3 separate regions of the Mus musculus genome follow, and regions 1 and 2 are each linked to region 3. A link is a loop called in an ENCODE intact Hi-C map of the cell type or tissue named here. Cell type or tissue: left cerebral cortex. All regions are shown on one strand. Region 1 overlaps Glis2 (GLIS family zinc finger 2). Region 2 overlaps Coro7 (coronin 7). Region 3 overlaps Srl (sarcalumenin).

Region 1 (8,000 bases), 120 kb before region 3:
TCTGTGTAGCCCTGGCTGTCCTGGAACTCACTTTGTAGACCAGGCTGGCTTCGAACTCAGAAATCCACCTGCCTCTGCCTCCCGAGTGCTGGGATTAAAGGCGTGCGCCACCACGCCCAGCTTGTTTTTCTGTTTTTAAGATAGGGTGTCATTGTGTTGATACTCCTGTTTCAAGTTCCCAATCATTTGGGAGTACAGACATTCATCTCCATTCCTAGGTCTGCTGGCATTATTTAAATGTGCGCGCGCACACACATACACACACACACACACACACACATTCGCATGCATATTTATATATTGGGTTTCATAGAATACAGTTATAATTAATTTCACCTATCTCATACTGCTTTTTTAAATTTTGTGGTTTTTTTGTTTTGTTTTGTTTTGTTTTTTGGTTTGGTTTGGGTTTTTTTGAGCTTTTTGAGACAGGATTTCTCTGTGTATCCCTGGCTGGCCTGGAACTTGCTATATAGACCAGGCAGGCCTTGAACTCGCAGAGATCCTCCTGCCTCCTGCCTCTGACTCCCAAATACTGAGATTAAAGGTATATGCTACCGTGCCCAGCTTTTCTCCTTTTAATGTAGTACTTGAGTAACTTAAGATGGTGTGTGTGGTTCTGCAGGGCTCAGGGAACAGTGAGGAGGAGCAGGCCCAGTCTGTCTACCCTAAGGTGGTGTCAGATGAGCATGTCCTTGTAAGGTGTGGACCCCAGCAAGTGACATCAAGGTGATGTGAAAGCCATGCCTGTAATCCCAACACTTGGAGACGAAGGCAGGAATATTGTCAGTCCATGGTCATCAATGCCTACAGAGTTAGAAGCCAGTCAGGGCTACAAGAAACCCTATCTCAAACAAGGGGAGCAGGGTGTGAACAATGAGATTTGTTCCTCTTTCCAGGCCCTCCCTGCAGTCCCCTGCCCCTCCACAAGAGGCTCACCTGTGTGGGAGCGGTTGTGGATCTTCAGGTTCTCCAGGCGGGAGAAGCTCTTGTTACAGGTGGGGCATCGGTGCGGCTTCTCGTTGGTGTGTGTCCGGATGTGAATGAGCATCTTGTACCTGCTCCAGGAAGAGCCCAGGGGGGCACACTCAGCTCAGTGGGAACCCAGCCCCTCACTTCCTGCCCTCACCCTGCTTCCTCACCTGGCATTGAAGCCACGGCCATGGCGGGCGCAGCCCTCCCAATGACAGCAGTATCGAGCATCCTGTTCAGGCTTGACATGATGGTCGTTGACATGGTCAACCAGGTCTTGGAGGAGCTCAAAGAGCTGGTTACACTGTGGGGCCAGGCAGGGTTCTGAGCCCAAGTAGGGTGCTGCCCCAGCCCCCACCACTTTCCCAGCCCCCACTCACCTTGGCCCATCGACACACCAGCTGCTTGGCCAGGGGCAGCTCTGGTGAGAGGCACTTGTCCTTGGGGGGGGGAAGGAAGGAGGAAGCAGGTAGGTGCAGAGCCCCACCAGAACCCAGGGGCAAGAAGAACTGGAAGGAACTGGGGACACCATCCAAATAGCGAAGTGGCTGGAAATCCTAAGGAGTAAAGACAGGAGCGAGTTAGTGCCCCATCGGCAGACCCAGACACCCCCCATTTTTGCCCTCCTGTAGACAGTGTTAAATTCTATCAACATGTCACATGCCTTTAAATCCTAGCACTTGAAAGGCAAAGGCAGGTAGATCTTAAGGCCAGCCAAGTCTACAGAAAGTTCCAGGGCTAGGTAAAGAGACCCTGCCTCAAAAAACAAAACAAAACAAAATAAAACAAACAAACAAAAAAAAAAAAAACAAAAACCAAAAAGACGGGAAAAAAAAAATCAGCCCAAAAGACAAACAGAAGTACTGATTCATGGTGTCCACATGTGAGCTTGTTTGGAAACAGTTTGTCCTGGATGATGGGGTAAGGTGAGGTCCTTCTGTAAGGTGATCCTCTCCTGTCTTTATGACAAAGAGGAGCGAGGCCTGGACACAGACATACACACACAGGGAGAAGGACCAGCTGAAGATGCAGGCAGAGACACGGGATGTAGTTACCAGCCTGGGAACAAATGCTAAGGATTACAGAATCTACAACAGCAAGGAGTGAATTTCCCCTGGAATCTTCTAGGGAGCTCAGCTCTCTCACCATCTTTACTTGTTAGTTTGTAGAATTGAGAGAATTCCTTTCTCTTGTTTTAAACCACCTAATTTGGGGGCACTTGTCAAGGAGCCCTCTCTAGAACCTTCCCTTTCTTCTTTTGGGTTTCTCTGTGTAGCCCTGGCTGTCCTGGAACTCACTCTGTAGACCAGGCTGGCCTCGAACTCAGAAATCCGCCTGCCTCTGCCTCCCAAGTGCTGGAATTAAAGGAGTACGCCACCACGCCCAGCGAACCTTCCCTTTCTTACCACAGCAGTAGGCAGTGGAGGCAAGTCCCCATTGCCCTGGCACTCAGGAGACAGGGAGCTGCTGCCATTGGGAGAGTCCAGTCCAGAGGGTGGTGACAAGCTGAGGTCCACCAAGGGGGCTGCAGAAAAGCGTCCGTCCACCTTCTCAGGGAATTTGGGGTTCAGCAGGAAACCTGAAGGAGATCATGTTTCAGAGAAGCCAGCTGGCATCTTGGTGGACCAAGTCCCACCACCTCTGGATCCCTGTCACCATCTCCAACTCCAACTCCTCTGGGACCCCAGACATCCAAGGAACAGCTAGCATAGTCACAGAGTGTCTGACCTTCACCAAGAGAGCTGGCTGCCACAAACAGGAAGCTGACTTTATACTGTGGTGTTTATACCTGAGTAATCACAGCACCCAAGAGGCTGAGGCAGCCGACACTACACAAGGTTATCTCAACAACAAAGAAGGAAATTAGAAATACCCATCTTACAGATGAGACCTACCTCATGGGATAAACAGCAGAACTGGAACTGAAACACAAGACTACCCTACTCCCTATAATATTCTGCCTCCATGTTCCCTTCTATAAAATGGGAAAACTGGGATAAGTTTGTAGCTGCTTGTATTCAAATGCTAATTTGGGTTCTTCAAAACTGTTTGCACTAGGGTGTCTGCACATAGCTTCTAGGACCCTACCCCCAGTTAATTCTGAATGGTAAATAAAGATGCCAGCAGCCAATAGTTGGGGAGGAGAGAGGGGTGGGGTTAGGTTTCCAGCTTGGGACCATGAGGAGGAGAAGAGGTAGGTAGCTGCCATGCCTTAGGAAGTGTGCAGGAGAGGAGAGGAGAGGAGAGGAGAGGAGAGGAGAGGAGAGGAGAGGAGAGGAGAGGAGAGGAGAGGAGAGGAGAGAGAGGCCATGGAAGAAGAAGAGTGCAGGAGGGAGAAGCAGGGCCGCCATGTAAAGGGGCCAAGAGAACTTGACCCAGATGGCTGCTCAGTTGGGTCAAGAGCAGCCAAGATGGACACAGAAACTAGTAAGTAGTAACTCGGAGTTCTGGGTGGGAGGTGATTGCAGCAGCGTGGAGGTTAGGCCCTGCTACTGTGCTGCTTGAGGCTGTGTGTGTCTGTCCTGTGTGTGTTCATTGGGGAATGTCAATGGCGTAAGGCGGGAAGGAACCCTGCACTGAGATTTATTAAATTAGATTCATTCTCCATGAGCTGACTGACTCTCCCACCTCAAGCACATGGTACGCCGGTTCTCGGAAGGTTAAACAGATGAGATGAATACCACCCAGGTGTGGGCACGAAGCATCTCTAAGACACATCACTACCCTCAGTCACCACCCATACATAGAATAACCTCAGAGTCCACAGCTACAGTCTCGGAACTTTAGCTTTGCCCACTCCTCTCCCGCTTCTTTCCAGATCCTTCCATAGGCTTTGTTCGGTTGGAGCTAGTTCTACATGCATGCCTGCATGCCGTGTGAAATTAGGCAGATCTCATCCACTTAAGGGATGAGTGGACACGAGTGCCGGTGGCGCTGTCAGCTGGAACCTGTAAGCTCCTTCCTGTTGGGCACACATGGCGCAGTCCCGCCTGAGGCCCCAGCTGACGGGTGAAGTACCTGGTGGTGGAGAGCCTGGGGAGCCAGGGGCGGGGCTATCGTCCACCAGGCCCAGCTCTCGATGCAAAGCATGATGCCGGACCACACCCAGTGTCCTTTCTCTCTTCTCTCTTGCCGCTCGGAGCTTGGTGATGCTCAGCTTTAGGTCGAGGGGCTCGTCCAAGGAGTGCATGGTGGGAGGGCGTGTCAAAGATGTACCCAACTGGTCTTGAGGCAGGAACCTGCAGGAGAGGTCGTGTAGCCTTAGGTTTCTCTTTCAGCTATACCCATTGAAACTTCTGGGAGCAGAGGAGTAGAGAGGACAGCCTAAATGGCCTGGCTTACTGGCATCCTGGAGAGTCAAATTACATTCCACTGCCACTCCCTACTAGCCTTTTGGGATAGGCCAAGTTTATAGTCTCCATTTAATCATGGGAGTGTTAGAGACTGCCCCCAATCACGCAGAACTCACAGTCTGGCAGAATGGCCAGACTTGAAGCTACATCTCCCAGAAACTAGCTGGCTAAGCCCCAACTGTTGCTTCTGATAGATGGGAAGTTACGCTTAGGAGGCCTGCCAGTCTGAATCCGGAGACCTAAAAGGAGGCCAGGAGCAGCAAAAATCCTCCAAGATGCAAGCAGTAGTCCTTGGTGACCAGTTAAGCACCCACTAAGCGTGCCAGAAATGCCCGGTCAGGGCAGGGGACTATCACCTCCAAGGAAAGCAGCCTGAGGGCTGGTCCCAGGCAAGGCTCTGCAAGAACAAGGACTGAACCTCCCAGGTAAAAGAGGCTGTGACAAAAACCAGGGCCAGTGAGCTTTGGCTGCCACCAGGGGGCAGCTGAGGACTGTGGCCAGACCTGTTCTGCAGGACCAGAAAAGGACAGTAGGTAGAAAAAGCTAGTGGTAACATTCTTAAAATTTCATACTGCGACTCTCCTCCTCTCATGCAACTGCGGGGTCTTCACAGCACAAGGCCAGCCCTTCCACACCAAACACCTCACCTTCCGCCCTCGAGAGACCTCCCACTTGTTTCTCTGGCCTTTGTTCGTGTAGACTGTCACACTGCAAAAATCTTTTTACTGAACACCCACACTAAAAGACTCTACTACTGTATTTAATACAAAGTGGGCATGGAAGGAAAAACCTGAAAAATACCTGGAGCAGCTGAGTGTGTCCTCGGGGGCTTGTAAGACCTTGTGCCCTTACATGGGGCGGAGATGGCAGAGAGGACAGTCACTCACTGTGTTCCTCCCATCTGTTCTCCAGGCCAAGGCTCTAGGGCAGCTTCTCCTACCTGGTCGTCCCTTGCTTCCCTCTTATGCCCTCAAACTCCAAGCTTCAGCGGCATTCCCCAGTACACAGTGTGCACCCTTCCTTGGCCTGCAATGCAATCCTGCTTGTAAGGATGTATCTCCAGCTCCCACTACATGTGGCTACATGGAATCTGGGCACACAGGGCTGCATCATCAGAGCACAGGAAACCTGTTTACTGTGAGATTCAGGTCTGTAACTTGTCCCCACTGAGGCTGTCAGATGCACTTGTTACTGCTCAGACAACGCTTGGACCAGAGACTCACTGTATCATACCCTGGTGACCAGAGCACCACCCTCTTGGGAGTCCCAGACCCATGTAGGTGGGTAGGTGATGGTGATGGCCTTAGACCTTCTCATCCATTCCTGTCTAGGCAAAGGCTGCCCTCTGCCTGACCTGTAGCCCGTTAAATCTGTCTGTCTGTCTCTACCTGTTTATTTTTAGACGCAGTCTCAGTCTAACCTCCCTGAAGCTCCTCTATGCTGGGAGCCTGGAAGGGGAGGAAGGAAGTAAATATTTATGCTGATTAAGAATTCAGGAGCCAGGAAGGGCTGGTGGCCTGGTCCCTCGTCTGGCCCAAAGCCACAGGTTTCTCTGCCCCCACCACCCACCATGGAGAAAAGACCCCTGGCAGGGTGCCTGAGCTAGAGAGTCAAGCACTGGCTCTCAGTCACAGTGCCAACCAAGCAGTAGCCTTTGGCACCTGCTCCTGTCTCATGTCCTCCCACCAGAGGGAGCCTAGGAGGAGCCTCTGATCTGTCATCTGGTTCTGAGGACCTCCAGGGAACAGCACAGCATTCACCTAGGGTCCATCTCCCTGGGTGAGGAGGCCAGCACCCAGAGCAGGAAAGGAGACGCCAATGACTGCCCCACCCCCACCATCAGCAGATCCAGTCTCCAGGGATACCCTTTCACTTCCTGTCCCTTGGTTCTGTCCAGGGAGGTAGGGATCATTCTTGGAAGCCAGGATCCAGCCCAGGCTCTGCACTCCTCCTAAGAAAGGAGGAAGGAGATGTCGCAACGAGTCCTGCTAGTTTTCTGATCCTCCACCCCAAGGGAGCAGATGGCCTATGACCCCACTCATGCTTTGACCATGGCCAACCTCAAAGACCTCTTCACTCCTACTCCCAGCCAGCAGCAGCCTATCTGGCTTCAGCTTGGTTTTGTCCTAGAGCTAGATGAAAGGGGGAGGAGAAAGGCAGGTCCCCCATTCTTCTAACTGACTCTGCAGCTCAGCTCTCCAGCCAGACTTAAATGCCTGGAACAAGGACAATGGCAGGCCATGATCCTGGGAAAAGTGAAGCCATCACCTCCTTAGCCAAGGTCCAGCAGCAGCTTGCCCTTATAGTTCAGGATATCTGGAACCAGTGGGTCTCCGGAACTTACTGGTCCAAAGGGACGGGATACCACCCTCTCTCATGGGTACAATACCCAGGGGTAGGGAGTCCACCCGCCTGAAAGACTTGCCGGAGAAACCACCTGTGCCTGTTTTCCTACTGGTCAGATGGCTGAGTGACTCTCACCCTGGGCTGCAGGGCTGCGATCAGGGACCAAAGGCCATGCTTTGTAGCACTCACTCCTGGTAGGCTAGGTGTGTCCCGAGACACACCCACCTGCAAGGGCCATGAAGGGAACCCGCAGCAGCAACCCCAAAGGGTGCTGGGCCAGCCCTGGAGGCTCTTCCAGCTGCAAAAGGAACTAATTAGAGCAGAGGGAGCTGGAGGAAGCAGCAGTAAGGGAGGAAGAGCAGAGACCACCGGGGTGGCAGGGGTGGAGACAGCCCTCCCACAACCCGAGCGGGGGTCACCCTGAGGGTGGGCTGGGCGCCTCCAGCCAGCCATGCCAAGACAATGACTGCTATTGTGCGCCCACTGCAGACCCTGCGCAGACGGTCCCCAGCTGCAGCTCCTGCAGGGCACCAGGCCCCCTATAGACCAATATAGACCACCATCCCTCCCTCTTGGGGAAACTAAGCTTCAAAGACACCAAGCTAAGAGAAGGGGACCAAATTCCCGCTGGGGTGAAGTCCTTTCTTCCCTTCCAGAGGGAGGGCTACCTTCAACAAGGACCTCAGCAAAGGTGAACTGCCCCCCAACCCACAGCCGTATGTATCACTAATATGGTGAACACCCCCATTTCACCAGGGGTAGTCTGGAAACTGCACATTTAGTTAGTTATGGCAAAACCAGCCTAGAACTTGGGGACAGTGACCCAAGATGCACCTCTCCACACAGTCAGTCATGCTCACTTGGGAGATGGAGGCAATTAGATCAGTAATTCAAGGCTAGCTTCACAGTTACACACACACACACACACACACTTAAAACTGAATTCCTGGTCTCCTTTCACCTGACAGTAGCCAGGCCCTGATCTAAGAGTGTCTCCAACTGGAACATCACTTTAGCACCAGGAAACTGAAGTCTAGGGGGAAGTGTCTGCCCTGGGTTGTAATCATGGGTGGCAAGACCACCATGCTGTCTATGTCAGTGACTGCACCAGCCAGAGGCTGATAGTCCATCATAGCAGCACCTGTCACACCAGGTGCCACTTCATCCCACTTTATAGATGCAGAAACTGAGGCTCGGGAGAGTGACCTGCCCTGGGTCACAGAGTTCATCTGTAACAAACAAGGGATTATCGGCCCCACCTGTGCCCCTGGACTTGACTTAGGTTGGTTACTGCCTCCCCACTCAGAGGGTTTATGGAGGGATACCTAG
Region 2 (8,000 bases), 180 kb before region 3:
TCCTGGCCTCCGGTTCAGCTGACAGGACGGTGAGTGGGGCTGATTCCAAGAGCTGCCTATGACCCACCCCCTACACCCTGGGGTCTCCAAGCAGCCCTGGCTTCTGTTTATGCCCTTGCTCGCCCCAAGTGCCTTCTCAGAGCTGCTGTTGTGATCTGCCCTTACAATAGATGTTTGCCCTGGGGGGAGCAGGCTAGGGTGGTGTGTGAGGCCAAAGAGGAGTTCAGAACCCATGCCCTGACTCACAGCCCATCCTTGCTGTTCTCTGATCACGTCCTATGTTTCCTGAGTTGGGCTCTCTCCCTCTCCATGGCAAGATATGTGGTTACCTAACTCCAACAGCTAAGGCAGGTGAGATACCTTGTCCTCTTGTGGATAGGCCTTGTTTCAGCATGGGACCTTTCTTGATAGGACCAGGATAGCTTTGGGCAGGTCTGGCTATCGTAGTGTCTCTCAGCACCTGGATCGTAAACTCCATCTTTCTTTCAGATAAAGCTTTGGCGTCTGTCTGGCACTGGAGAAGCGCTTCCCTCTGTGCCTGGAGTGGTGCTGGGTCCTGAGGAGCTGCCAGTGGAGGTACTGCAGTTCCACCCCACTGTAGACGGTGTTCTGGTGAGCACAGCTGGCAAGACTGTGAAGGTCTGGGATGTAGCCAAGCAGCAGCCCCTGACAGGTACGGTCACTCTGGAAGGGCTCCCCTTCTCTGGCAGCCCCTGTCTGGACAACCCTCCCTTCTCTATTGGTGTTTTTGGTAGTGTTTTTTTTAAAAAAAGTAGGGTTGGTGAGATGGCTCAGTGGGTAAGAGTACCCAACTGCTCTTCCAGAGGTCCGGAGTTCAAATCCCAGCAACCACATGGTGGCTCACAACCACCTGTAACGAGATCTGACGCCCTCTTCTGGTGTGTCTGAAGACAGCTACAATGTACTTAAATATGATTAAAAAAAAAAAATTGTAATCCCAGCACTTGGGAGGCAGAGGCAGGCGGATTTCTGAGTTCGAGGCCAGCCTGGTCTACAGAGTGAGTTCTAGGACAGCCAGCGCTACACAGAGAAACCCTGTCTTGAAAAACCAAAATAAATAAATAAATAAATAAATAAAATATCAAGGATGGGGTACAACTCGATGGTGAGTGCTTGCTTGCCTTGCATTTCTGAGGTCCTGGGTTCCATCCCCAACAACCTACAAAAGATGACAGGCATAGGGTATACATTCTAAAGCCTTATAATGAGTAGTATATCACTGTCCGCTTCCAGCAGGCATCTATTGTACTCCAAACCCCCAAACTACAGAAGGAGGAGGGAGCTGGAAAGCAGTGGTGGTGGCAGTGCCGGGGTTCGGGATGTGTTAGAGCCAGCAAATGTGCCTGGGAAATGAGAGCCACGCTGCGGAGCAGGGAATCTCGGAAGCTTTTTCCTGAGGGGGTGGGAGACCAGGCTGGCCTTTGCCCACTGAGTACTGGGATTAAAAGCATGCAGCAGCCTCAGAGGGTTATCAAATAGAGGCATATCCTGGTGAGGGCAGACTTGAAGGAAGCCTGTAGATGCATCTGTAGCATGTCTTGATAAAGCTGCTGTCCCCACTCCCTGCAGGCTGAAAGACCATCATTGCTGCTGACTTTGCAACTGGGGTTACCCCAAGGCAGGCCTCCCCTCATCTACTCCCCTGCTTCCCTCAGCACCTGGTGCTTAACCTTGGCTGTTTCCCTGCAGAGTTGGAGGCCCACAAGGACCTGGTGCAGAGTGCTGTTTGGAGCCGGGATGGAGCCATTGTGGGCACAGCATGTAAGGTAAGCAGGCAGCAAGCAGTCTTAAAACATCATGTGGGGCTGGTATGATCAGCCTTGTATGCTTAACAATATGAGCTGAAGAGCCAAGTCAGTCAATTGGCATTTTTTTGTTTTGCTTTGTTTTTTTGAGACAGGGTTTCTCTGTGTAGTCCTGGCTGTCCTAGAACTCACTTTGTAGACCAGACTGGCCTTAAACTCAGAAATCTGCCTGCCTCTTCCTCCTAAGGGCTAGGATTAAAGGCGTGCGCCACCACCTAGGTGCTAGGGATTGGCATTTTTGAGCTCCCTGCTCCATCTGAGGCCCCACTAGAGGGGCTTGAGGAAAGTTCACGCTGCCTCTTGCTGGCCTGTGCTGTTTGGTTTGATTTTGCCTATAAGCAAAGCCATACCAGCTGCCTGAATAGTTTCTCCAAATAGCCTTCCATAACATCCAACTTGCTTCAAGGACAGTACAGATAACTAGGCAGATATGACCTGTAACTTAACCTCTGAAAGGGACATAGTGCTTTGAACTGATCAGATTGGTCATAGATCCGGATTTGGCCTCAGCCAGAGGCAGAGTTCATTCCGGGGGCAGGAATGGCAGAGTGAGCATGTGTCTGTGGTTTGGAGACACTGCCGAGCCTTCAGGAGTAAGAGCTGGTGGTCTTGTGGTGGCAGTGAACAGGTAGGAAGGTTAGGGTCTGAGGGGTGGGTGGCCTGCTGTATCTTGCAAGGCAAACTTAGATGGAGAAAGCCAAGCCCAGGAGACTCACGCTAGTTCCGCACACGAAGACATTTCCTCTCTATACCCAGAGCTCAAAGCTTTCAGGACAAGCAATCTCTGTTTCCCAGGCAGAAGGCACAGTAAAGTTATGAGCTTATAAAGTGGCCCCTGCTCCTTCCCCTCTTTTCCAGACCTAGGTGTGCTACCGGTGGGGATGTACCATCTCTTCCAGGCTGGCCCCTAGCACATGCTAGGACTAGAAGGTACCTTGATCATATGCCACTTCTGCTTTCCTTCGCTGGAAAGGTGTCTTGAGATCCTGGGAGGAAGTCCTAGCTTTACTAATATAGTACTGATAGCAGGAGGCTGCCCCTTATGACCACAGGCTAGGTGGAGATGCCCATGGGCTTACATAGGATGCCCAGAGTGGTAGGTAAGCTCACTCCATGAGACAGAGTCAGAGCCCCTCTTTGCCAGCAGTTGTAGACTAGGCTTTGGCCTAACAGCTTATTGCCATTGCTGCTTGTGCTGCCAAAATGGCATGACATTTTCCATCAGGGGTACCTGAGTCCTGTCTTACCACTGCTAAAGCAGGGCTGCTCAGCCTCCTCTCTGAGCACTCAGGCTAATCCTAATGACTGAGAGAAGAAAACAGAGCCACTAGAGGGCGCACAACCATCACAGATGGCAGGCTTGGCCTGCTTTGAGCTCAAAGCCAGCCTGCTCTGAACCTGGTTTGCATCCAGCCTTAAACTGTTAGACTTAGTTGGTTCTCTGTGGAGTTTGTTGCCTCCCTATAAGGGAAGCTGCTGGAACCTGGTCATTGCTCAGTGGACGCTGTTTGCACAGGTCACAAAGCTGGTCAGTGGTGGGGTTAGCATTTGAATGTATGCATCCAGCTCTCCTCAGCAGTTCTAGCCCTGCTGAGTGAGAAGTGTTCTCTCTAGCTCTCCTGTTTAGGAACTTTCCATCTCCATGTGGCTGTTCATCCCTTGTGGCTGTTTCCCCGTTCTGAATCTCTAACGTTCTTCTCTGCCCTCTGCTGTCACTGCTGTGCTCACTCTTACTCTGCCTCTCCTCCTCCTCCTCTTCGTGGCTGATCGCATGTCACATGGCCCCAAGAACCCTGACTGTTGGGGGCAATGCTGCTCAGGACCCAAAACCCAGACTGTGCTTGGTGCAGAGCAAAGTGCAGTTGGGAAATCTTTTCCAGAAGACCTTGGGCTTCCCTGACTGTCCTAGCAGGCCTAGGTACCCAGCCCTGTCTAGCCACTATGTGCCTCCTGCAGCTCAGTTTTGCCCACTGCTCCTCCATCTTCCCTATCTGCTTCGTTGTGTGTCTTTCCCCTCACACCATGCACCAGCAAGCCTGTCTCAGCATCTTGATGGGATTTTCCACCTTGTCTCGTACTTGACTTTTGAGCTTCAACTCAGGTTTCTTCCAGGCTTTTTTGTGAGTCTCCGGCTGGAGACCGCAGCCTTTTGCTGTGAACTTGTCCTTCCTGGAACTGGCTGTTCGTTGTTCCTCCTCAAGCACAGACTCCAGCTATGCACAGAGCAAGCATTAACCCGGCTTCCCTGATATTTGATCTTTTATTCATTTATTGATAGGTTTTAAGATCTGTTTTTGTTAGGCTGGGCGTGGTGGTGCACACCTTTAATCCCAGCACTCAGGAGGCAGAGGCAGGCAGATTTATGAGTTCGAGGCCAGTCTGGTCTACAATGTGAGTTCCAGGACAGCCAGGGCTATACAGAGAAACCCTGTCTCAAAAAACCAACCAACCAAACAAACAAACAAACAGAAAAGATCTGTTTTTGTTTGCATGTTTTGTTTTTTTATGTGTATATGTGTTTTGTCTGTATGTGTGTCTGTGTACCTTATAGGTGCCTGGTGCCCATGGATCCCTGGAACTGGAGTTACAGATGGTTGTAAACAGATATGTGTGTGCTGGGAATTAAACTTGAGTCCTCTGGAATAATATCCAGTGCTCTAAACTGCTGAGCCATCTCTCTAGCACCCCCAAAACATATTTTGAGGCAGGATCTCAGGTTATAGTTTAAGCCTTAGCCTGTAGCTCAAGCTGACCTGTAACTTCACTTACATAATCCAAGTTGGCATCAGATTCAAAGTGATCTGCTTCCACTTTCTGACCACCGGCATTGTAGGTGCGAGTCACTTCTTGGCAGTTTTAGTTTTATTTAGCAGACTGTTTTGTAGAGGAAATATAGCAGGTAATACAGAAAGTTCATATATTTCCCCTCCACATCCATTTCCTTTGTTACCTTGTTGTATATAAGATGAATTGTTTTGAGTCGGGTTCTTACCACGTATCCCTGACTGACCTGGAACTGGCTCCATAGATCAGACTGACCTCATGGAGAGCCACCTGCCTCTGCCTCCTTAGTGCTGGGATTAAAGGCATGTGCCTCCATGCTCAGACCTGTTACTGTATTTTATATAACCCAGGCCGACCTTGAATTTGGAAACCTTCTACTGCCTCAGCCTTGCAAGTGCTGGGATTACCAACATATCTCATGCCTGCTTCTCCTTATTACCTTTTGCATTAGTTAGATACATTGTTACAATTATATAAATATTGATAAATTATTAGAAACTGAAGTCCAGTTTTCATGAGGTTGTTTGCTGATGTGTCTCCATGTTGGAGAGGGGTGTGCAGTACATGTAGACCGGACATTGGTGGCTTTCTCTAATCACTGTCTACCTTTCCCCCAGTATATATTCATTTTCTTTTCTGTGCAAGAGTTTTGCCTGCATATTTGTATGCTCACCAGTGCATGCTTGTTGCTCATGGAGGTCAGAAGAGGGCTATGGACCCCTGCAGTTGGAGTCAACAATGGTTGTGAATGAGAGCTGGGGATTGATTGAACCTGGTCCTCTTTGACAGCGATAAGAGCACTTAACTACTGAGTCAGCATTTCACGCCCCCAAACCAGGCATGATGCATGCTTTTATTCCCAGCAGTCCTGAGGCAGAGGTAGGGAGGTCTCTCCAAGTTCAAAGCCAGCCTGGTCTACATAGTGAATTCCAGGACAATCAGGGCTAATATAGAGAGACCTTGTCTTTAAAAACTGAAAAGAAAGAAGTTATTTTGTGCTTGTGCCATAGTACACAAGTTGGGTAGGTCAGAGGATGACTTTATGGAGTCAGTCAGTTTCCTCCTCCCACCTGTACTATGGTTCCAGGATTCAAACTCAGATCTTCAGACTTACACAGTATCTTAGTTAGGGTTGCTATTGCTGTGATAAAATACTGCCTTCAAAAACGACCTGGGAGGACACTCATTACATCTCACTTGTAGGTCACATGCATCACTAAGGGGAGTCAGGAGTGACTCAGGGCAGGGACTATCACAGAAGCCATGGAGGGTGCTGCTTGCTTCCTGGCTTGCTCTTCATGGCTTGTTCAGACTGCTTTCTTACACCATCCAGGATGATGTACCCAGAGGAGGCACCACCCCCAGTTGAGTTGGGTCCTCCCATAAGAATCACTAGTCAAGAGAATTACCTACAGGAAATCTGATGGGAGACTTTTCTCAAATGAGGTAGTTCTTCCTATGTAACTCTTGCTTGTGTTGAGTTGACTAAAAACCCAACCAGGATCCATAGCAAGTACCTTTATCTGCTGAGCCATCTCACCAGCCCCTCTACCCTATTTCATTTATTTAAGTGGGGTCTCACTGTGTAGCATTGGCTGGTGTCTTAGTTAGGGTTTTACTGATGTGAACAGACACTATGACCAAGGCAAGTCTTATAAAGGACTACATTTAATTGGGGCTGGCTTACAGGCTCAGAGATTTAGTCCATTATCATCAAGGTGGGAACATGGTGGCATCTAGGCAGGCATGGTGCAAGAGGAGCTGAGAGTTCTACATCTTCATCTAAAGGCTGCTAGCAACAGACTGACTACTAGGCAGCTAGGACAAGGGTGTTAAAGCCCAGTCCCACAGTGACACACCTACTCCAATAAGGCCACACCTCCAAATAGTGCCACTCCCTGAGCCAAGCATATGCAAACCATCACAGCTGGTCTGGGGCTCACTGTGTAGAACCACTGTACCCAGCCCATCCATCACTGTCTGTCTCAGTGAACCTAAAGCTTACCAATTGGCTAACCTGGATCTTTCTGCCTCCATCTTCTGGTGCTTGGATTACAGATGTGCCTTGCTGTGCCTGGTTTCCTATGGCGTACTAGTGACCCAAACTCGGGTCCTCAAGCTTGGACAGCAATAGCTTTACTCACCCAAACTGATTTTATATCCATAAAAATGGACTATGCAATCGTTAGTTTCTATCTTTGGTTTCTTTCATCGGTGTTTGTAGCTTGCCTCATGTTTTGTGGATACTTACTTTGTAAGATTTATAAATAAGCATTTAATTTCCTTGGTGCTGATGCAAGTGGTGATGTTTAAATTTGTAAGTCTGAGTATCATTTTTCAAAATATGAAAGCAGGCATCTGTGTTGATGGAGACAAAGTTGAACTGTACTAAACTATAGAAAGGAAATGCGGCTGGCCTCCACTTCCCCTCACATCCCTCACACCCAGCATTAACTCACTGGTCTGAGTTCAGTCTTTTCTCTCTGCTTGACTCCAAAGTGTCTAAGAGCATGGTCACTCAAATGGAGATTTGTATTTATTGTAACCATAGCAGACTCACACCATGGCATGTTATCTTCAACTCCCTCTTTGTGCCTAACAATTCACTATGGCCAAATCTATAAATAGTGAGTAGAAACTCTACTGAATTGTTTTTTCTTTGAGTTGTTGATCCCAGGATCTTTTGTATGTTTGCATGCTAGGTCTGGGCTTTATTACTGAGCTTCACGGCCAGGCATACATTCCAGCTTTTATGCATTTGTGCTTGGGCATGTTGACAGCATGTAGACACCCAGATCATCTTGCAGAAATAGGACCTGTATATAGGGCATGAGCATTTGTCTTTTTTCATCTGAGCCCTCAGGTAATCTTGATCAGTTGGTGCACTGAAAGGATGGTTAGGAAAGATTAGTTCTTTTTATGTTTAATAATCATTTAATCTGGGCTGGAGAGATGGTTTAGCAGTTAAGAGCACTGACTGCTCTTCCAGAGGTCCTGAGTTCAATTCCCAGCAACCACATGGTGGCTCACAGCCATCTGTAATGGAATCTGACGTCCTCTTCTGGTGCGTCTGAAGACAGCGATCCTATGAGTGCAGTGCCTTCACAGGCCAGTTGGATATATATGGTTATAAATGGTTGTTAGCCACTATGTAGGTGTTGGAAATTAAACCCAGGTCCTCTGGTAAAGGAGCCATTACTTTTAACCACTGAGCCATGTCTCCAGCCCTCCCCTACTTTATTTTGTGAGATAGTGTCTCTTACCAAACCTGGGTCTCTTTGTTTTGGGTAGGCTGGCTAGCAGTGAGAGCTGAGTGCCCTTCTGTTCGTGCTCCATGGCTAGGCTTACTGATGCACACCTTGTTTTATATAAGCACTGGGACTAAACTCA
Region 3 (8,000 bases):
ACACACAGATCACGGGTCTTAAAAGTTATGTCTACCTTTAAAGTTCATTCCAGTTTGGCAACTTTGTTCTGCATCTCCTTGAGGCCCAGCCCTACCCCGTCCCTGTGAGGCTCGCAGCACTACTGGCTTAGTTGTGCTGACTGCACATTGTCTGCTTCTCTTCCCAGAAGAGGTGGAGGATGCGAGTGAAGAGGCTCCCCTGAGGGACCGCTCCCACATTGACAAAACCCTGATGCTGAATGAGGACAAGCCAGCTGACGATTACTCAGGTAACTGGGGAAGGGAGATGGGCTGGGATCCAGGGCACCAGAGCCCTGTACTCCTGAGGCCAGGGGAACCACAAAGAAGAGAATCTGGAGGTAAGGGGCTCAGGCTGGGAGAGGAAGAAGATAACCATGCTGAGGGCACAGTATCGGAGCAGAGGTGAACTTCAGAACCATCACCTGTAGGATGCACCCCACCACCCACCACTGCCTTTTGGCGGGGAGGATGGTTAATAAGAATCCATCCTAACTGCTTTGGATTTTAGTTTACAAAGCTCTTTTGTGTCTCCTATTCTGTTTTGCCCCTATGATGAACCAAGGATTTCTGTGGGGGCTTGTTATCCTTTCTTAACTGATTAACTAGCCAAGCTCAGATTAATATGGCAAATTGCTCTTGGCACACAGCCAGAGAATAGCAGTGCAACAACTGGAAGTGCACTGACCTGATTACCCCTCCTCCACTGTCCTCGTGTAAGGAGGACAAACCAAAGCTCTCAGTTGCACCCTGGGTTTCTGCTCCCCCAGAACATGAGGCATGTCTGAATTCTCCCAGGATCACTGTGCCATGGACCTGCTGGGCACCTGGCCTCCTTACCTTCTACATGTTGGCAGCATAAACAGAGGCAAAGACAAGATTCTCATCTCCCAAGGAGAGAGCTTTCAGTCAGGCTGAAGGCAGCCTCGTTTTTCTGGATACAGCATTGAAGTGAGGAAGTTATAAGGCTCTAATTTAATTTTTCCTGAGACCTGTCTCAGGTTGTCCTCAAACTCCCTAAGTAGCAGGGAATAAATAACCTTGACCTCCTAACCCCCCTAGTGGAGATTATAGGTGTGAAGCACAATACCTGTATTGTTGTTATGGTGCTAGGCATTGAACCCAGGGCTTTGTGCTTGTACATGCTAGGTAGGTACTTTACCTAGTGAGCCATACCCCTGCCTAATAATAATAATAATAATAATAATAATAATAATAATAATAATAAACAATTATTAATGGTTATTATTATTATCACCATTATTATTATTGACAGTGTCCCACTATGTAGCCTGACTGGCCTGGAACTTGCTATGTAGACCACAGTACCCCTGGAGTCACAGAAACCCAGTTATTCTGTCTCTTGAGTACTAGGATTGAAAGTGCATGACACAGTGCCTGGGCAAGAATTAATTTAAAAGTATCTCAGGAGGCTTTTCAGATTGGGTAGGAAAACGCTTTTGAGTTGAGGATTTCTAAGGGTGGGCTGTAGTCCAGCTGCTTCCCAAACACAATCACTCCACAGTCTTGGCTGCCAGTGGCTCTTCTCACCAGGGAGGGGTAGACTCTCCCTGTGTATGGGCAGAGGAGCAGCCTGGGATAGCCCTGTCTGAAGCTTACTCCTTGCCCCTCTCCCCCAGCGGTGCTGCAGCGACTTCGGAAGATCTATCATACGTCCATCAAGCCCCTGGAGCAGTCTTACAAGTACAATGAGCTTCGGCAGCATGAGATCACAGGTACAGCATCATGGCCCCACTCACGCCACCCTGTGTGCCTGGCCTCTAGGAGCTGGGCTTTCCTGAGGGGTGGAGGACTGGGACTCAGGTCCGGGAAGTGGCCTCTCCTACCGGAGCGAGTGCTCAGTACTGTAGGAGTTTGTCAGAGTGATTTCATTGCTAAGCACTTTGTCTCAGCAGTAGGCATTTTGATTTCCAGGGTAGTAAGGCAGTGTGGTCCCTCCTGAGCTCAAGCATCTCAGGTCCCTTTTACATTGGCTTCCAAATGACCTAGAGTCTTCCTTGCCTCCTTATTGTTCCTCCTGGAAGGCCTCCTGTGGCCCTGGCTGATAATGACAACGACCACGATGATGGTGGTGGTGATGATGACGACGACGATGAAGATGATGATAATTTTTGAGGCAGAGTGTCACCATGTAGCTCAGGCTGGCCTTGAATTTCCTAAACCTTAGAACCTCCTGCCTTGGCTTCTGAGAGCTGGGTTTACTGGTGTGTGCTACTGCACCCAGACAAGGTCTGGATTCTTTTAAAGCTTGGTTTTAAAATAGTAAAGTAAAACATACTTGTTGCCAGATGGTGGTGGTGGCGGCGGCGCACGCCTTTAATCCCAGCACTTGGGAGGAAGAGACAGGCGGATTTCTGAGTTTGAGGCCAGCCTGGTCTACACAGTGAGTTCTAGGACAGTCAGGGCTATACAGAGAAACCCTGTCTCGAAAAAAAACCAAAACCAAAAACAAAAAACAAAAAACATACTTGTTTCAACTGTATTCAAATAATATAAAAATATAAATTGAATAATAAAGCCTGGCATGACGGTGTAGAGCTGTAATCCTAGATTTTGGGAGGCACAGGCAGGAGAGTTGTAACTGTGCGGACAGATTAGGCTACACAGTGAGTTCTGGGCTACTACATGGCAAGGCCCTGTCCCCAAAATACACCATCACACCATGTTGCCCCCTCCCACACACAATTTGTTTCTTAATCTCCAATTTATCCAGTTCCACTCCCAGAGACACCCACAGTTTGTTTGAGGGCTCAAAACTATAGGATGTAATAGATTCTTCTAGACATTTCTTCTATATCTATGAATATAGGAATGTCTCTTTCTTCTTACATACATGGGATCATATTATACCAAGTGTGCATATGTATATGTATGTACATGTGTGTGTATACATATAGATGTATGTGCATGCATGCATGACTCACCATTATTCTTTATTGAAGCTTCTTGCCTGTCTTCTAAGAATACACCACGTTCTATACAACCAGAATCTAATTTCTGAGGCACAATAGGTGCTGTACACTTTCTAAATTTTAAAATATAAAGGCAAATATCTGTGAGTTTGAAGCCAGCCTGCTCTACATAGTGAGACGATGGCAGCCAGAGCTCAAAAAGAAAAAAAAAAAAAACAAATGTTTTGGTTTTGGGGGAGGGGGCAGAAAAGCTAGGTGTGATAGCACACACCTTTAATCCCAGCACTCAGGAGGCAGAGGCAGGTGGATCTCTGTGAGTTCAAGGCCATCCTGGTCCACAGAGTGACTTCCAGGACGGCCAGGGCTACACAGAGAAACCTTATCTTGAAAACGACAACAAACAAACGAGTAGGGCTAGCGAGGGGGCTCAGCAAGTAGAAGCACTTGCATCTAAGCGTGAGTTCAGTTCCTGAACGCCACACGGTGGGAGAGAATCAGGCCCCACAAGGCCCTTCTGGCCTCGATACACACACCAAGCTGTGCACCCCCAATACATACATACATACATACATACATACATACATATGTTCCAAAGCTGGGCATGCTGGCTATGCCTGTAGTCTCAGCACTTGTAAGGCTGAGGCAATAGAATGACTAAGGATTTAGAGCCAGCCTGGGCTACAGAATGAATTTCAGGCCACCATAGGCTTTAGAGTGGGATGCTATCTAAACAAAATGAAATTAAACCATTCCAAACACTAGCATAATTCATATATTTTGTGTACAGATATTTGTAAGACATGTTTTGCTTGCTTGTTTGTCCTTAAAATAGTACAGCAAAGGGGTTGACAAGATGGCATAGTAGGCAAATGTACCTGCAGCCCAGACAGCCTTAATTCAATCCCTGGACCTGTATGGTAAGAAAAGAGAACCAACTCCCGTAATTTATCTTCTGGCATACCCCGGCCCCACAAATACATGTTTAAAAATTATTATAGAACACTAGAATTAAGTATTTTAATCATTGTTAGAAAATTGCCTTGAAATACTCCAATCTGTATTCACAAGAACATACCAGAGAATTCTTGTTCCACCATGGTTTGCCATCTTTAAAAGTGTGACTCATTTTTCAGTGCTGGGGACACAACCCCAGACTTTAGATATGCTAAGCAGGTGCCCTGCCACTGAGCTATATCCACAGCTACTCTAACTCCTGGTTTAAAGCTTTCATAATTGTTATTTTTTTCTTTTCAGTTCTGGGGATGGAACCCAGGGCCCTGAGCATCCTAGGCAAGTGCTCTACTACAGAGCTATAACCCCAGCCCTTGTTTTAATTGTAAATCACATGACAAATCTCTTCCTGTGTTACCTGGCAATTTCCATATTAGCCTAATGCCTATTGAGTAGCTGTGTATCTGAGGGCACATTTGTTCCTACTCTACAGAACAGGAATCTAATGCCAGGCAGTGCTGGTTGCCCTGGCCACTGTCAGGACCCCGGCCCCATTCCTTTCCCCAGGGGATGAATGCCCTGTGCTGTCGGTTCCTATACCATTCTTACAGGCCTAAGAGCCCGCCGCCCGCCGCTCCTGCTTCTTCGAGCGCGTGCAGGCCTGGTGTGAGGTCACAGAACAGTGGCTGGCTTTCTTCTGTCCTCTGTACTTGTCTCCCTACTCTGACACCAAGAGTGGCATGACCCTCCCAGGGAAACTCCAAACTTAAAGCCTCAGTGGCCAAGAGGCTGCCAGCTGCCCCTGGATTGGCTCTCAGCAAAGGCCAATTGGCTCTCTTCTGGCTTCCCTTTCTGGACTTGGCTTCTCTGTCCTAATGTCCTGCCAGCTTCCTGCATGCCCCCTATCCTTCAAGCTTATTGCTGGTCTCCCACATATGCCCACAATGCCCCCTGCTGTGCAGAATTGGAACAGCAACACTCGAAGCTCTGTCTCACATAACCAGCGCTGGCTTTTTGGAAAAATCCATAACTGGCATAACTCTCTTGAGATGCCTAATCGCCGTGTTCCCAGGCTGAGTGCCTCTCATGTGTGCTTACACACAAGAGGGAAGGGCCAGCCCACGACTTGTGCTCACCATACAGAAGCCATCATCTTTTAGGACTTTGCTTTACTCCCAAAGGAACAAAACCAGTATATCCAAAAGCCAGGTGCAGAAGGGATTCATGCTATACAAAAATGAATGTACAACACTGGTATACAACACAGTGTATACACAGTAAGGCAGCTGAAAAATGCCAGAAATTAGCATTAGTGTCCAGGGTAGTGGTACACAAATATAGATAGGCCCAGCTACCCTGGAGGCTGAGGCAAGAGAATCACTTGATTCTTGAGCCCAGGACTTTGAGAACATCCTGGGAAATATAACGTCCTCTCAAAAGAAAATAGAAAAAAAAAAAAAAAACCCACCCCAACTGGCCCAGCATTAGTTACCTAATAGAGAGTGTATTGTGGCCTAGACAGACTGGGGCTTTTTGTACTTCAGACTTTTGAGTCAGGACAGTATACAAAATTATAAGAAATAAATTTAAAAAAAGTTTAAGAAAGAAGACTGTATTTTGAGGTCTGTCTGCAGGCTCAGGAAGACAAAAGTCTGGAGAGCACAGGTGCTCAGTGCAGCTAGTTCAGAAAAGAAGTTAGAGGACCAGAAAGCAGCAATAAGAAACAGCATCTCTGTCTACAGCCTCTACCTGCTTCTTTGCCCAGATTTGGTTTTGTTTTCTATTTTTGCAGTAGTGGGGACTGAACCCAGGGCCTCGCACATACTATGTAAATGCTCTGCTAGTGAGCACCCTCCTAAACCACCATCTTTCTTTTGAAGACACTAGAGAATTCTGCTTCTCTCTCTCATACCCCTCTCCAGTAGCCTTGGCAGGGTGTGATTCCTAGCAGGGTGTCTTAGAGGACCTTGGCCTCAGGGACCAAGAATCTAAGGATTCCCAGTTTTCAGTGTTTGGTTTCAGACCCTGGAAGACTTGTCATGGACTAAGACTAATCTGAGCTTGAGGGGAGGATGTGAAGAGCCCCAGTGAAGAGATAAGGAGAGCTGCAAGCTGCAGATGGGCAGAGCCTGGAGCTCGGATGGCTCAACCTTGTCTATGCTTCTCCCATGTCCTTTCTTACTGTTGATTCAGGTAGCAAACTTCAATCTTCGAAATGCAGAAGTTTTGTCCTTTTTGTGAGACATTCTCTAGATTAAGCCAGGAGACTGTTCCCAGCGTGAGCACCAAGCCTGCAATCCAGCCAACTCCTCCTTCTGGTGCAGGCCAAAGATCTGGAAAAGGTCAAAACAATGGCTCCTGGTGTCTTTGGAGTGAATGCTCTTATAAAGCCCCTGACACAGTTTGATCCACACAGAACCCCACAAGCTCTGGATGACAGTGGGGGGACAGGGGGATGCAGAGTGCTTTGGAGAACAGTGCTGTGCCTGTCAAGTAAGAACTGATGTTAGGTCACGTCTGTTTCTGATTCCTGCAGACGGGGAGATTACTTCCAAGCCAATGGTGCTGTTCCTGGGACCGTGGAGTGTTGGCAAATCCACCATGATAAACTACCTCCTTGGGTTAGAAGATACTCGATACCAACTTTATACAGGTGAACACGGGGGGGGGTATAAATTGTGAAAGCAGATGAGAAATTATTGTATGCCTTTATAATATTAGTGGAGATAACATGTAAGAACCGGAAGCTTTGTCACCCCCATGGCAGCACTAGTCATAAAAGCCCAAAGTAGAAACACCTCAAGGGTCCATGGCTGGATGAAGTAGTCTGAGCACACAATGGAAAGGAGGGGGCTGGCAGTCAGGTCCCCAGGTCCCCATAGAAAAGGCAGGTGTGGCAGCACATGCGTCTGAGATTGCAGAACTTCTATAGGGAGATCGGGGCACCCCTGAAAGCTTAGCGGCAGTGACACTGAGGATACCCACGGTTGTCTGTCCTCCGACTTCCACCCCTGTGCTATGCAACACACACACACACATACACACACACACACACACACACACACACAGAGGAGTGAACCATGCCCGCTGTCACAACACATCAGAAACATCCTTGTCAAGGATAAACCTTGAAAACAATATGCTAAACAAAACAAGCCAAGCAGTAAAGCTGATGTGGTTTGATTCTACTCATATGAGGTGCAAAACTCAGAGACAGAAAGAGAGTAGATGTTGCCAGGGGAGGGGGTGGGGATGGGGGATGTTGCCAGGGGAGGGGGTGGGGATGGGGGATGTTGCCAGGGGAGGGGGTGGGGGGTGCTACTTAGTGGAGACAGTTTCAGTGTGGGAAGATGATAAGGTTCTGGAAATGGAGAGTGAGGATAACTGGCTCGTGATAACGTGAATATACTTAATGCTCTGGACAATCGGTTTAAAGATGATCAAAATGGTAAATGTTATGTTCTGTGTATTTGGCACAATTAAAAAGTGAGAGGAGAAGGCAGGAGCCTAGCAAACCTATCTTTGTGGTGTTTTCCAAGGTGTTTTCCAAGGTCCTTTCCAAGACACCTTGCTTGCTCACACCCCTTCCAGTAGTGTGTTCCTCAGTGCTTGCTGTTTTCCTCCCATGCATGCAGGTGCTGAACCTACCACCTCTGAGTTCACTGTCCTTATGCATGGGCCCAAGCTGAAAACCATTGAGGGCATCGTCATGGCTGCTGATAGTGCCCGATCCTTCTCACCACTGGAAAAGTTTGGCCAGAATTTTCTGGAGAAGCTGATTGGCATTGAGGTTCCCCACAAGCTTCTAGAACGAGTCACATTCGTGGATACACCAGGCATCATTGAGAACCGCAAGCAACAAGAAAGAGGTAATTTAGGAGACGGGATATGCTCAGTGGGGAAGACCACTTGCTCTGCAAGCGTGAGGACCCCCCTTCAAATCTTTAGCACCCATGTAAAAAGCCAGGCAAGGTTGCCCGTGTCCATACCTCCCTGTTATAGGGATCCCCTAGAGCTCTGTGGCCAAGAAGCCTAGCCAAACAGAATGAGAGGCCTGTTGTAAAGAAATAAGATAGAAGGCAGTAAAGCAAGACACCT

The links. Hi-C counts contacts between places; a loop is a spot of excess contacts. Peaks named below come from ENCODE experiments on the same cell type or tissue, not always from the same donor. Only the 100,000 strongest peaks of a DNase experiment are listed, where the experiment ranks them.
Region 1: a loop joins it to region 3, with 5 times the contacts of the local background. A loop is called at or near these places in 24 of 42 quality-filtered maps.
Region 2: a loop joins it to region 3, with 33 times the contacts of the local background. A loop is called at or near these places in 2 of 42 quality-filtered maps.

What each region holds. Positions count from the first base shown.
Region 1 is chr16:4,604,809-4,612,808 of GRCm38, reverse strand. It overlaps Glis2 (GLIS family zinc finger 2), which reads right to left. Exons shown (of 7, transcript NM_031184.3): 2 at 3,991-4,211; 3 at 2,379-2,551; 4 at 1,353-1,529; 5 at 1,143-1,276; 6 at 940-1,058. The coding sequence starts at 4,162. Among named protein-coding and RNA genes, the nearest start is that of Glis2, 14 kb to the right of the region's middle. In left cerebral cortex, CTCF peaks have their summits at 931, 4,797 (motif pointing right) and 5,998 (motif pointing right); DNase peaks (open chromatin) are centred at 4,796 and 5,952.
Region 2 is chr16:4,662,531-4,670,530 of GRCm38, reverse strand. It overlaps Coro7 (coronin 7), which reads left to right. Exons shown (of 28, transcript NM_030205.4): 4 at 1-29; 5 at 490-673; 6 at 1,711-1,787. Among named protein-coding and RNA genes, the nearest start is that of Coro7, 13 kb to the left of the region's middle. In left cerebral cortex, a CTCF peak has its summit at 3,153 (motif pointing right); a DNase peak (open chromatin) is centred at 3,160.
Region 3 is chr16:4,486,048-4,494,047 of GRCm38, reverse strand. Srl (sarcalumenin) reads left to right here. Exons shown (of 7, transcript NM_175347.6): 3 at 168-269; 4 at 1,659-1,754; 5 at 6,439-6,555; 6 at 7,538-7,771. Among named protein-coding and RNA genes, the nearest start is that of Srl, 33 kb to the left of the region's middle. In left cerebral cortex, a CTCF peak has its summit at 4,846 (motif pointing left); DNase peaks (open chromatin) are centred at 2,306 and 4,837; H3K27ac peaks cover 457 bases.